Regions from separate parts of the Homo sapiens genome. Here region 2 is linked to region 1. Evidence: chromatin contacts called from ENCODE Hi-C data. All regions are on one chromosome and are shown on one strand. The core of a region is the stretch at or near the end of the contact, and the rest is flanking DNA. Distances in the headings are between cores, read along the strand shown. Region 1 holds the start of OR6K3 (olfactory receptor family 6 subfamily K member 3). Region 2 holds the start of IFI16 (interferon gamma inducible protein 16).

Evidence for each region. Hi-C counts contacts between places; a loop is a spot of excess contacts on that map. Pooled maps may share reads with other maps.
Region 2: a pooled map shows a loop between it and region 1 (3-fold over the local background). The contact joins the promoter of IFI16 here to the promoter of OR6K3 in region 1. A Hi-C loop is called at or near these places in 2 of 37 single-sample maps with no recorded cell type and 9 of 50 pooled maps.

The regions. Positions count from the first base shown.
Region 1 is chr1:158,718,079-158,725,102 of GRCh38, reverse strand. OR6K3 (olfactory receptor family 6 subfamily K member 3) reads left to right here and starts at 4,383. Exons shown (of 2, transcript NM_001005327.3): 1 at 4,383-4,420; 2 at 6,971-7,024. The coding sequence starts at 6,988. It also overlaps the pseudogene OR6K4P.
Region 2 is chr1:159,007,182-159,014,205 of GRCh38, reverse strand. IFI16 (interferon gamma inducible protein 16) reads right to left here and starts at 4,299. Exons shown (of 12, transcript NM_001376587.1): 1 at 4,045-4,299. LOC124904432 (a long non-coding RNA gene) reads left to right here and starts at 156. Exons shown (of 2, transcript XR_007066671.1): 1 at 156-639; 2 at 726-1,699. RefSeq lists a silencer at 1,481-1,590 and an enhancer at 4,363-4,442.

The sequences.
Region 1 (7,024 bases), core at 3,134-5,633:
TCTTTCTATCCATAGCTGTTAAGGTTGCTGAGACCATGGTGAGTATTAACCAAACTGCTACAGTAAGTAACAGAGTTTCTCTTCTCTGGATTCCCACAGTTTGAAGATGGTAGCCTCCTCTTCTTCATTCCATTGTTTGTTATCTACATATTCATTGTCATTGGGAATCTTATTGTATTTTTTGCAGTCAGGGTGGATACCCGTCTCCACAACCCCATGTATAATTTTATCAGCATTTTCTCATTTCTGGAGATCTGGTACACAACTGCCACAATTCCCAAGATGCTCTCCATCCTCATCAGCAGGCAGAGGACCATCTCCATGGTTGGCTGCCTCTTGCAGATGTACTTCTTCCATTCACTGGGAAATTCAGAGGGGATTTTGTTGACCACCATGGCCATTGATAGGTACGTTGCCATCTGTAACCCTCTCCGCTACCCAACCATCATGACCCCCGGGCTCTGTGTTCAGCTCTCTGTGGGGTCCTGCATCTTTGGCTTTCTTGTGTTGCTCCCAGAGATTGCATGGATTTCCACACTGCCCTTCTGTGGACCCAACCAAATCCACCAGATCTTCTGTGATTTTGAACCTGTGCTGCGCTTGGCCTGTACAGACACGTCCATGATTCTGATTGAGGATGTGATCCATGCTGTGGCCATTGTATTCTCTGTCCTGATTATTGCCCTTTCTTATATCAGAATCATCACTGTAATCCTGAGGATTCCCTCTGTTGAAGGCCGCCAGAAGGCCTTTTCTACCTGTGCCGCCCATCTTAGTGTCTTTCTGATGTTCTATGGCAGTGTATCCCTCATGTACCTGCGTTTCTCTGCCACTTTCCCACCGATTTTGGACACAGCTGTTGCACTGATGTTTGCAGTTCTTGCTCCCTTTTTCAACCCTATCATCTATAGCTTTAGAAATAAGGACATGAAGATTGCAATTAAAAAGCTTTTCTGCCCTCAGAAGATGGTTAATTTATCTGTAGATTAATGCTAGCTCATAGGCACCTTTCACTGTGGATGTTACTCTAACACAATAAACCATATAATTAACATATAATTCATTCATTGTCACATGGATATTTTGTGTCTCTTTATACTGGTTCTTCCCATGTACATGTATATCCTGCTTACACATGCCAAATTAAGATAGCATGGACTACCTGTCTAGACTTATACAGGTGGGTAAAATATAGAAAGGAAATATGATGTTTAAGCCATTAAACATAATTAATATGTTTTATGAACATTAATTTATTATTTGTATATAAACATTTTAAGTAAATGCTTATTACATTACATAAGCATTAATAACAACTATGAATTACGAACCACAGTAGTTAAAAGAATCAGATCTGCAGAAGAGGTTAAGGTTTGTATTTCAGTGATGCCACATATTGCTTTGTGACTTTGAACAAGTTGATAATTAACTTGTCTGCATCTTAGTTTTATCATCTATTGGTATAAAAGTAATATATTTTAAAAGTAGGACTTCAAATGCTAATATGAATATTAAATGACTTACTCCATGCAAGTGCAGAGAATGTGCAAAACACAGAGCTTGTGCAAAATAAGTGTTATCTGTTAATATCATTTGCAACTAATTACTATCTTTTGTTATTGATGTTTTAGAGAATGCTTTAATAAAGAGTGATATATTAAAAACAAAAACTCATGCTTAGGAATACTTAGCTATGATTATTATTTATAGTATATTTGTTGTTATTATTTATCTGGAGCCAAGTTGAATTCAAACTTCATTTACTTAGACTGCTTTGGTTGAATTCATCCAATTTGGTTGAATAAAATTATTTGGTTAAAAGTAGTCTCCAGCACATTCCAAAGTGATAGATAGATAGATAGATAGATAGATAGACAGATAGGTAATAGAAATATATATCATTTGAACTACATTACTCTTGTTTTCACTTTTGCTGCCTTTAAAATGTCTATGCATTGCCACTAGAAATTAATTTTCTAAAATTCAAGTTTAGATTTGTGTATTAAGATAACAGTTTAAACACACATATTTAAATTTTCTTCCACAAAAAACTCAATAGAAATAAAAGAGTCAGGACTAGATGAACTGTTAGATGACCTAAGAACTGAAAAGTGTAAAGATATAGTAATGAACATTAAAATATCTATAAGTTTACCTAAAAACCTTCATGATAGCTATGTCAGTACTCTGAAATATTATATACCACTTTCTTTTTTCTAGAAAAGAAAATAATTTCTGTTTATATCAAAAGCACCAGTTGATTCTGTTTATTGGATAGTCCAGGAATGAACAAAAATATATATTGAAAATTTAACAGCAAAAAACAAAAATCAAAATTAAGTTAAACCAAAGCATTATATATCCTGGGGAAAAGAGTTCCCACAATTGACCTCCAAAGTTAAAACACTTCCTCAGGTATGAGTACATGAGATCCGACTGAGGGAAATACTTATCTGCCCGGTGTTGGACAAGAAAACAGAAGAGGAGAGCCTAGAAATTAACTGGATGAAATTCCACATACAACCGATGGAAAAAATAATTAAAGCTTGGAAAAACAGAAATTGAGAACGATGCTCTACTTGGGAAATCTGGATAGAGAGAATGGAGCCAAAGAATGTATGAAATTTCCCAGTCACAATGGAGTTATCCACTGAGCTGTGTTCAGAGAAGGACATGAAAAGTAAATCTTAAATTTACAAGCCAGAGAAGTGAGGAACTATCCAGGTAAACTGAGGCTACTAAAACAAAACAAAAAAGCACAACTTTTTAGCACAAAGCAATAATCTATAACTAATACTGAACTTCGTGGCAGATATTTCCATATTTGCTGTGCATATTTAGATATTTAATATTCTTATTTTTTGTATCCAAATATATTCTCTCCTTCTCTCTCACACACACAGACAAACACAGATTGCCTTCTTTAAAACAATGATTTTAGTTTTGCCATACACCGTTTGTATTAAAATCATTAACTTTGTCAAATGCATAGCCCAATAAGTAGTTGGATTACTACAGTTAAAGAGAGAGAGAGAGACTGAGAGAGACAGAGAGGTTAGGGAATTGAAAGTAAATGCTCTTTCATTACATAGACTAACTCTAAGACACAAATCATTAAAATGTTTCCTATTTAAAATTTTGATGAGATTTGTGAAGATATCAGAAAAAAAGTTGAGAAATAAAAAATACAAAATTTAATATACAATGGAGATATTGAAGAATATATTAAATACTACAGGAAATTAAATTAATGTTTTGTAAGATTGCCTGGAAGATATGTCCCAGAATTTAGAGAAGCCACATGAAGAGCCAAATATTACATGCAAAGAGAAAAAGTTATATATGGAGAATGTATTAATAGATATTACAGAGCAAAATATGATTATGAAAATTCTAGAAAAAAAACAAAACAGAGGAAAATAATAAGTAAAATTAAAGGAAAATATTTCTGAGCTTGAGAATACTTGAGTCATGGGATCAAAACAGACTGTTTTATATTATACAAAATCATTGGAAATACAATGTGGCCTGTTGACATTTTTGAATTAAAAAAAACCTACAAGTTAGACAACCAAAATAGGCTCCCAAATCGTAAGAAGAAAAGTTAGACAAAACTCAGAAAGCACGTCTTCCTATTTGAGAACTTGATACATATTTCCAGAAGAAGATGACATGATAAAAGTAATTAACTTTGAAAAAAATGAGAACTTTGCAATTTCAACAGATCAGTGGATGAAGCACAGATATAAATAATACTCTTGTAGAAAAGATGAGATATTGATCTTCAATAAAGAAGTCAGCAGAACCAGTGTGAGTTGTTCAAGGTAGGAAAGACCCATACACACTCACGACATGAGAAAAACAAAAAAAGACATGGTTTCCTCACTTTCTTCAGTATTGGCACTAAATCCCCAGTGCCATGTTTATTATGAAATGGCCTTATTTTCTGTAAAATAGCTTTTCAAGATGATCTTCTGGTGTCAGTATATTCCTTCCAGGCTTTCCAAATCTGTGTGTTCATATAAGAAGGCCAGGATCATGTCAAAACTACCCTTTGCATAGTACACTGGTACACTCAAGAACAGCTGAGACAATCATGAAAGTGCTAGAGAAGGAAGCTTACAAATTTGGGAAGATGAGTACAATCAGGAAAAATATATATATTTATTGACAACTTCGATCTGAAAATCTAACAAAAGGAGAGTAAGAGGGGAAACTTTCTGTTAATTAACCCCATGAGAGAAGGTGATTCACTTCAGTGCAGTGGAGGGGAAGAATCCTCCACAGAGCCCAGTTCCCTTTCCTGTTATTCCCTGGATGCCCTATGGAGAGACTATAAATCCCTTTTTGAAAAGGCTGAAGTAATATTAAGGATGCAGTGACCCAGGCAGACTGAGGAGTCCCTGTGTTTTTGGCAAAGGTGAGTGTAGATGACTAAGTCATAAAGAGACCGAATTCATTCACCATGCATAATCATCATCATCATCATCATCTCATAACCTGAAGACCTGATTATTAAAGAATTTAGAACTTTGAATAAGGGTGGAAGGCAAAGGTATTTACAGGAGGAAGCTCTGTTCAGTGTGGTTCTGGGCATGGGTATATATGAAACAGCATGCCACATTTATAATGCCATTTTCTGAGAGATCATCTAGTCAAGACTTGATTGAGGCTCTCATTAGAACTGAATTGTCATAGTTCCCTTTTCAAACAGTCCCCAATTTTCTTTGTTCACTTACTCATGGCTGTCTTGTGCACTTAGTTATAATTGTACCAAGTGGCTGAGTTCCAAGTTAATTTATTTGATACCTACCGTCTCTACATATTAACCCTGTTGTAGTCACTATGAGGGATAAAAGACATTCACTGTCCTGAAGGAGAAACCTATAGTCTAGAGAAGGTAAAACAAGTAAGTTGATGATGGATCCTGACAAACGCTTCAATAAAGCATAATGGCATTCAACACTTCCAAGTGTTTCCTATATTCCTAACACTAAGGTTTTAAAATACATTTACATGTATTGGTAGAGGCAGTCAACTGTATGTAGGTTAGAATGTGTCTCTAGAGATACAGTGCATAGATTTAAATTCTGACTTTGCCCTGCATTAGCCGAGAATTTCTGGACAAAGAACTTAACCTGTCTGTGCCTAAGTTTTCTCCTCTGTAAAATGGGGATAATCATTTCACCTCATTAGAGCATTAAGAGCATGAGGTGAAAAATATATACAATGTGCTTGGAATAGTGCCAGCATTAGTGACGTAATAATACCGTATACTATACTGTACAATTCTATTGTTATTATAAAATGTTTAGTTATTCTCAGGACTTCATTAACCAGTATTAATATTTTCTCAGTTTTACAAATGAGATATTAAAGGCATAGAGAAGCTAAGTAACTTCATGTTAAGTCACAGAGCTGGTAAGCCATAAAGAGAATTTAAATGCTAGCAATTTTTTTTCTGGCATCTAGACTTTTAACCAGCAGTATATATTGCTTTTGTGTGAGGAGAGGGGGCAGAGGAGGGAGAGATATGTTACTTTAAAGTCAGAGGAAGTAGCACAAACAGGAGAGAACTGTGATTTTAGAAAGCAACATGAACAATGGGATTGCAGGGGAGAGAGGAGTCGGAGAATGTTAGCAGGTGAAGCTACAGAGAGTTAAGAGTCAGATAGTTGGTGTGAAGCTTATGAAAGAGAGATTGGTTAGAGAAAAACATTTAGAAGTATTAATAGTTTAAATCCTGTAAGCGGATGAGATCACTAAGGGAGTGTATAAAACTATAAGAGGTTGAAGTGGATGATAGGAACCTGGGGAAAATAGACTCTTGGGAAAGAATTTAAGAAAGACAACACAAGCTAATATAAGAGAGAAGAGGCAGAATAAGAAAGAAAATATAAATAAAATAAATAAAACAGAAGCAAAAGTCAAAGCTAGAACTGCCTTTAAAGCTATCTGGGCGTCACGTCCCTTGAGAATGGAATCGTGGAAACAGAGGAACAAAGTCTCAAGCAGGAGTAATGAAAAGTGTCGAGTGCCAGAGATGACTGGATAGTTTCCATTAGTAATTAGCAGGGCATTGATGAACGTGATCAGTATAGTATCAGCATAATGCTCGGGAGGAAGCACACAGCAGTGTTAAAGGAGAACAAGAAATGCAGAGAGGTAGATTGTATCACTCTTTCCAGAAGTTGCCTATTAAACACTGTCCAAATCTTTCTGCAAGTATTTACTAAATCCTACAGCATCCTTGTTAGATAGGTACTATTTTTAATCCCATTTTGCAAATGATTACCTGATACTCTGAGGTATTAAGTAATTTTCCAAAAGACATATAGGTAACAATAGACAGGATTTCAATGTCAACTTCAGGTTTACATTGTAACACGTTAGAACAGAGATTTTCAAAGAGCATGTGCACAATGGCCCAGTCGGGTAGGGAAAGAGCATAATATAACTTCTGTTATGTTTATTCGTATTCATACTTTTTAATTTTAAAATTTATTATATGAGATACAGATATATAATTTTGTGTTATTATGCCTTAATATAGTAAATGTGTATAACTTATAAATGCAAATACCTATATTAGAGATTAAGCTAAAATAAAAATAATTTTAACTAGTTTTTTTATTATTAAAACATTTGGAGACCCCTATTTCTGCAGTTGTGCCAATAAATAAGATGTACAGCTAAGCAACTTTGAGGAATAAGAAGAACTACCTTGAAGGTTTCATTTTTTTTTCTGACTTTAAACTAGTGTACATATTGTCCAATGTTTGATACAAAAAAAAATGTTTGATATGAAAAAAATCAAACATTGGACAATATGTACATGAGTTTAAAGTCAGGAAAAAAAATGAAACCTTCAAGGTAGTTCTTCTTACTTCTCAAAGATGTTTAGCTGTACATCTTATTTATTTTTTTCTCTACCCTCTCATGTGCTGGACTATGCCCTCTCCATTTACAGGTAGCTCTACTAGAAATATGGAGAGCGGAAACCAATCAACAGTGACTGAATTTA
Region 2 (7,024 bases), core at 3,050-5,549, 290 kb before region 1:
GCTACAGTTTCATGCTGTGGCACTGACCCTATTCTCCTTGACTCTTCCCTAGTTGGCTTTCATTAGCATCCTCCCTTCTTTGGTGCTAGACCATGGCTTCTGTTCTCTGTACCCATAAAACCATAACTTTGCTGAAAATCTGCATGCTTTCTAGTGCAGCATCACAGTATTTATTCACTGAAATGATTTTATTGGTTGTTTTATTTTTCTTCTTTCAGACTTGATTTGTCTAATTATTTCTTTTCGCACAATCAGTTTTCTCTCGATAAGCCACATTTATATTCCACTGAAATCCTTCAATATTTCTCCTTTTTCTTCCCCAAAATTCCTTGCTTCCTATACTGTCTCAGAAAGTGTTGAATAAGCTGCATCTTTTTTACTTCTAGTACCTTTGTACTCCTTGTATCTATGCTTCACAAAGATGCCGGACACCTTGTGTCTTCATGCCTCATGACTTTGCTAGTTCCTTCTTACTGCCTGGAAAGCCATTCCCACATTTCTTTCTTTGACTACTTCCCATACAACCTTAAGACTCAACTGAGGCTTTGTCTCATGGTAGATTTCAGAGTCTCCCTATGGACAGAGTGTCACTGCTCTTGACCTCTTAACACCTGTACACTTCCATGATGACAGTGCAAGGTATGGATTCCAAAACTTTTAAATTAATGAATTTTTTAATTTTAGGAATGATGTCTTTGTGTATAACCAAGATATCTAAATTTCAGGGGCTATTAATTGGGCCAGGCGCAGTGGCTCACGCCTGTAATTCCAGCATGTTGGGAGGCCGAGGTGGTCGAATCACAAGTTCCGGAGATCAAAAGCATCCTGGCTAACACAGTGAGACCTCGTTTCCACTAAAAATACCAAAAATTAGCCAGGTGTGGTGGCAAGCGCTTGCAGTCCCAGCTACTCGGGAGGCTGAGGCAGGAGAATTGCTTGAACCCAGGAGACGGAGGTTGCAGTGAGCGGAGATCGTGCCACTACACTCCAGCCTGGGTGACAGAGTGAGACTCCGTCAAAAAAAAAAAAAAAAAAAAAAAAAAGCTTCCTTCTTACGAGAACATGAGGATCCTTGGACTGAAAAGGTCCAGAGAATGAAGGGAAAATCTATACAAAAACACATTATAGTGAAACTGAAGAATATAATGAACAAAAATACTCTGTAAGCCTTCGGTAATGAGGAATAGATCACCTACAAAGATTCAAGAATCAAATTGAAAGTGAATCTCTATATCAAAACTGCCTGAAGCAGGACAATGGAGTTATTTTTATATAATGTTGGTCCAAAGTTCCATATCAATTGCAAAACCAAAAAAAATTTTCAATGGAAAGTTTTGACTTATTTTGTGAGTGTGCTAGAAACAATAAGTTCGTCTTCAAACTTTCCTGTTCTTTCCTGTTCTGTAAACAACCCTTCCTTCCTTTGCCGCCCCAGACATGCCTTCCCGCCTAATTGGTACAGGACAGTGTCTTCCTTCCCGCCTAATTACCCCTATAGAATTTAAAGCAGTAGCCAATCCGGTCAGCTTAGAATGTGCATTGTGACTGACGCAGGCAGCACCCTTCTGTAGAAGCAAATATGCTTTGCTGAGAAATTTCCTGTTTAAGTGCTGGTTTTTCTTTGTGGCACTGAGCACTTGTTTCCAACAAGTGTGACAGCACAATTTATTTGCAAAATAAAACCAGATTTGGGATGACAGTAGGCTATGTATAATCTTTATTTCACTGAAATGTGAACACTCACATGTTTTGTTTTGCAATATTAGTGCTTTTGATTTTGGAGTAATTATTTATATCCCAATGGAGTTTCTAGTAAGACACTATTTAGAATATATACACTAAATAGCCTTTCTGAAGCCTCCAGATTCTTAACTTCAAAATGTATCTAGCTCCACAGCACAGAAGAGGTGCTTTCATCTTGTCTTAAGGGAAAATATAATTTTACATTTTAGAGTTTTAATTTAGGCAAAATGATATTTAAATAGAAGAGTCTCAAAAACTATTTTGTGATACTCAGGGCCTCAGTCTTTTTGCAAGACAAAGACTCATACCACAAGAAAACATCTATTGAAAATAATATTTAATAGGAAAACATGAATAAAATTAAAAATTCTGCCAGCCAAAAGATAAGAAGAGTGAAAAATAAACTTTTTTAGGTGTTCCTAATGTCTTACAAAGAAAACCCTGATCAAATATAAGAGAAACAGAAATTACAACAGCATGGTAAAGGGAGGGAAGAAAAAGAACATGACAATTCACTAAAGCAATTGTCTTAGATAGTGAGATGATATAGAAGTGTCATAAATTGAAGTAAAGACAGCAGATTGTTAATTACCAGCATATACCTAAAAGGTCTGACCTGTTAAGTGACAACTTTCATCAAATTTGATTTAAGAAATCTACATATATATTGTTAACAAAAGGTGAAAAAAATTGTTAAAAATTATCTTGCAAGGAATAACTAAAGAAAGCCAGTTTATCTATGTTTGTGTAATTTTAAATATACCTTAAGCCCAAAAGTAACTTCAGATACCACATGATAAAAGTTTCAACTCCTAGAAAATTATGTTTTAGTTATGAATTTATCTAATTTATCTAATGATATTATTTATTATTTTATAGTGCTTCATGGTACTATAATTAGTATATATTTCTCTTCATATACACACATGTACAGACATCACTACACACATATATGTGTGTACCTGTTTGTATACATGATTATATATACATATATTTGTGTGTGAATGTATATTATATATACACATAACATGTATGTGATTGTGAGAGCACTACAAAGAAAAAAAATTTTTTTTTTTTTTTGAGACAGAGCCTTGCTCTGTCACCCAGGCTGGAGTGTAGTGGCACAGTCTCGGCTCACTGCAACCTCTGCCTCCTGGTTCAAGCGATTCTCCTGCCTCAGTCTCCTGAGTAGCTGGGATTACAGGCACACATGACCATACCCGGCTAATTATTGTATTTTTAATAGAGACAGGGTTTCGCCATGCTGGCCAGGCTGGTCTGGAACTCCTGACGTCAAGTGATCCGCTCGCCTTGGTCTCCCCCAAAGTACTGGGATTACAGGCATGAACCTCTGTGCCCGGCCAAAAAAGCAAACTTTATAATAGGAGATTTCAGTTTATGCTTCAATTACTAAATGAACAAGGTGAAAAAATCTGTAATGATATAATAAATTTGAACAACGTAATTAACAACATTTATCTAATAAAATTCTGAAAACAACATTTAAGAATCTCACATTCCATTTAAGCACACATGAAATATTGTACCAGGCTATAGAAAACATCTTTTAAAAATTTGAAAAGTAAACAATAGTAACCTTTTCCTAACTGCCTTCCCCTCCACTCCCCTATACCTTGCCACAAGGAAAAAAAAAATCATTAACTTTCAGGAGGGCAGAGAGTAATTCCAAAATGATTGAAATTCTGCCGCTAGCACCCGGTGCAGAATGGAGCTAAAGTAAAGGATCAATATACTTATGAAAATATTAAGACACCATGTGCTTGAGTAACTGTGTTTGTGAAACTGAAAAAAATTTTCTACTCTGTGTACATTTGTTCTTATGTTTTGTAAAATTGGGATGATGTCATATAATACATCTCTATGCTCAGATATGTTTTTTACTTAATATTCTTTCATGATACTTTTTTCATGTCACTATCTTGAGAACCCACCACAGCTACCGAGTTTCCAACACTTCTTCCAGCCAAAATAACAGAAGCCCTCTTCTAAGTACCAACTTATGCCAGTATACACTCGGATAATTAATTTTAAAATCTGCAACGGTCAAAATGCATTTTCTCTTGTTCAGTCCTCAGTTGTGGTGGAATAGAAGATGCCTGTTATCTTCCTAAGTAAATGAAGGATTCATATCAAGCAACTCAGTTTTCACTTTTCTGAATACTCAGCCCTACTCCCATCATCCCATGACCCTGAATAACCAATACTGATTGTCCCCTTGTGATTCTGGGGACTTCAAGGAAGGAACAAGATCATATTTACAAAATCAGGAACAGTACTCACCTCACTGGAAATTTTTTCAACAGTAGTCCAGATCTTGAGATCTTCAGAAATGCAGGAATCAATGCTTATTTGTGTGAGGGGGGAGATAAATCAGTAAAGTTCCCAGAAACGGAACCGCAGGATGTTGTAATCTCCAGAAACGCTAAGAAAATGAAGTATCTGCAAAGATAACAAGGAAAAAAGGCCTTGGTTGAGTCACTTAGTTAGCTGACTAGTGCTGGCTTGCTCCTATTCTGCTATTGCCCCAGAGAAAATGGAGTAGGAAACAATGTGGAGACTCCTCCCACCAGTGTTTTTAGCTTTCGTTTCTGTTAGTCAGAGAAAATGAACAGTTTCCTGGCAAGGGCTGGAGCATGTGGTGAGGGGAAATGGGGGATGAGAAATTACTTTAATGGGTACAGTTAACATTTTTCGGGTGATGTGCACACTGAAATCTCTGACTTCACCAATATGGCATATATCCATGTAACGAAATTACACTTGTATCTCATAAATGTATATAAACACAAATAAGTTTTTTTTCTTACAAAATTCGATAGCTGAAAGGAGTTCCAACATTAGAACTTTCTTACCCAGCAGACTTACATGTGAGTCATTAGAGACTTATATTCCCTTAAATGATGCTCAAATATAAGAGAAGCAACATGGCTTCTTCTCCCCTCCTTTCCTGTGCACAGAGTGGCAGTGGCAGGAGGAGATCTTGGTAGGAGCATCTATTGCTACCAATACTTTACTGCATCTCCTGGTTGGGGAAATGTCTGCTATGAAATCGCTATTTGTTTAAATACTACCTGAAGTATTCATCCAATTATTAATAACTGACAAGCCTGGGCTTTCCAGATCAGAAAGTCATTATGAATATGTAAATCCTTCCTTAAATTTATATGAAGGAGTTTAACACTAGCTGTCCTCTTGACCATGACTAGGTTACTTTACCTCAATGATTAGATTCACGAATGCTCAGATTTTCTGCATTATTCCTGGATAAACAAACGTGGATAGTGGACTCTCAACATGACAGCATCGAAGACTTGAAAATCCTGGAAAATGCACTGAACTTCCGGTAGTGTGAGGAGTCTGTTTAATCCTCTGCTCAGCAGTGTATTTTTCTCTGTTAAGGACAGTGGGTGCCCTTTAGCGTGCTGTAACCCCAGGATGTCAAATAAATGGCATCAACTAGCAGATGATGTGGTGTTAACCCAGCAGCAGATCTGCAAGCAGGATGTGGTCATGAGTGGAAAAGGGGCCCCATAGACTGTTAATATGTACTGTCCAAGGCCATCTACAGAGCAAAAGAAAGCTGATTGTTTTAATCCAAACTAGGGCCATGAAGTGAATAGCTGAATTCTGGATTTGAAACCATATGAATAACTTTATCAAAAAAGGAGTAAGTCAAGAAAAAGCAAAGAGGATCTGGAATGATGGCCATAAACATCTCTGGGTGTTCGTGATAATCTTTTACTGGCTTTAGGGTACTCTTTACGTGGATACATTGAGTTGGCCTTAAGGCAGTAGGTAGAGAAGGATATTAAGGCAGTCACTGGGAACCCCAATCCAGAGGTCAAAGGGTAGAGAACCCTTGGAAGTTATGACCCTTCAGAACATTTTCTGCCTTTTACTTATAATCATTTTATATGCAGTAATGTCCTCAATTGGGACTCCAGCATACAACACACAAACTGCGGTCACCTATAAGGGCAACTCAGGACAATGCTCCATAATTCATACCACAAAGATGAAATTTTCATAGATGAAGCAAAGAAATGCTTAAAAATGTGCATTTTCCCCCACTTTGTGGCAGTGGCCAACAATTGCAATTTGTGCTATCATACAGAAAAGTCATTAGTAGAATATACAAAAATTCCTGATAAAGCAAAAAATGTGCGAATATATATACATATATATAAATTATGTAGCTACATTATTACAGTGACTAAATTTATATTAATCAGGCATTATTCTGAATAAAATCTCTCAATTATGTACCTATTTTTGAACAATGAGTGTTCCATTTCTCTCTTTATGACAAAAAGCAGCTTACTATTTTACCTTTCTGGCCTCATTTTCCATACTGTTCCACATATACCAAAGTTTTAGCTGTGCAGAAACATTTATGTCACTTCACACTTTAGAGTATTTGTAGGTGACATTTCTCCTGTCAGTATTGCAAATGTCTTTACCTTGCTAAGAACAAAAAGACCTATTGCACACTGGTTTTTCATGATGCAATAGACTGTGGCATATGCATTGTTCACTTGTTTTGCAAATCAACTCTATGCAGCAAAGTTTCCCCTTTTTAGAGAAGACTACTATCTTAGTTGATTTGGGTCTTCTGGATGCTGAGGGTTCCAAGATCAAGGATGGCCAACTTAGTTTCTGGTATGAGCCCTCTTCCTGGCTTGCACATAGCCATATTTATGCAGGGTCCTCACCTAGTGTTGAGAGAGAGAGAGAGCACTCTCTGATACCTCTTCTTATAAGGGTGCTAATCACATTATGAGGACCCCACCCTCATAAACTACCCACCAAAGGCCTCGTTTTCAAATATCATCACACTGGGAGGTTATGGCTTCATCATATGAATTTAGATAACATAATCCAGTGTGTAGCAGTAATTGAAGCTATTTTCTAAAAACTAGGCGCCTAGTTAGTGTTGGAGCCAAATTCAAACCAGATCTACCTTATTCCAAAGCCCATGCACTTGAATGCTAAGCAAAATTACTTCCTTGATTTACTAATTTCTACACATATTTTTTTCTTTAGCAAAACATCCATGTCCTTTTAAGCTTGTGTGAATGTCATTTTCTTCATTATTTCTTTACAGATTCTCCACTTAACAATATTAGCACAAGGGCATTGTTTGGGTTCTCATGCTTCCTGCTGGGGCTGGACCTTTGCTGTTAAGACACAGAATCTGATTTTCCCAAAGCCTAAACCGAATTATTTTCTTTTTTGGAATACTAACATTTGTCTCTCCAAC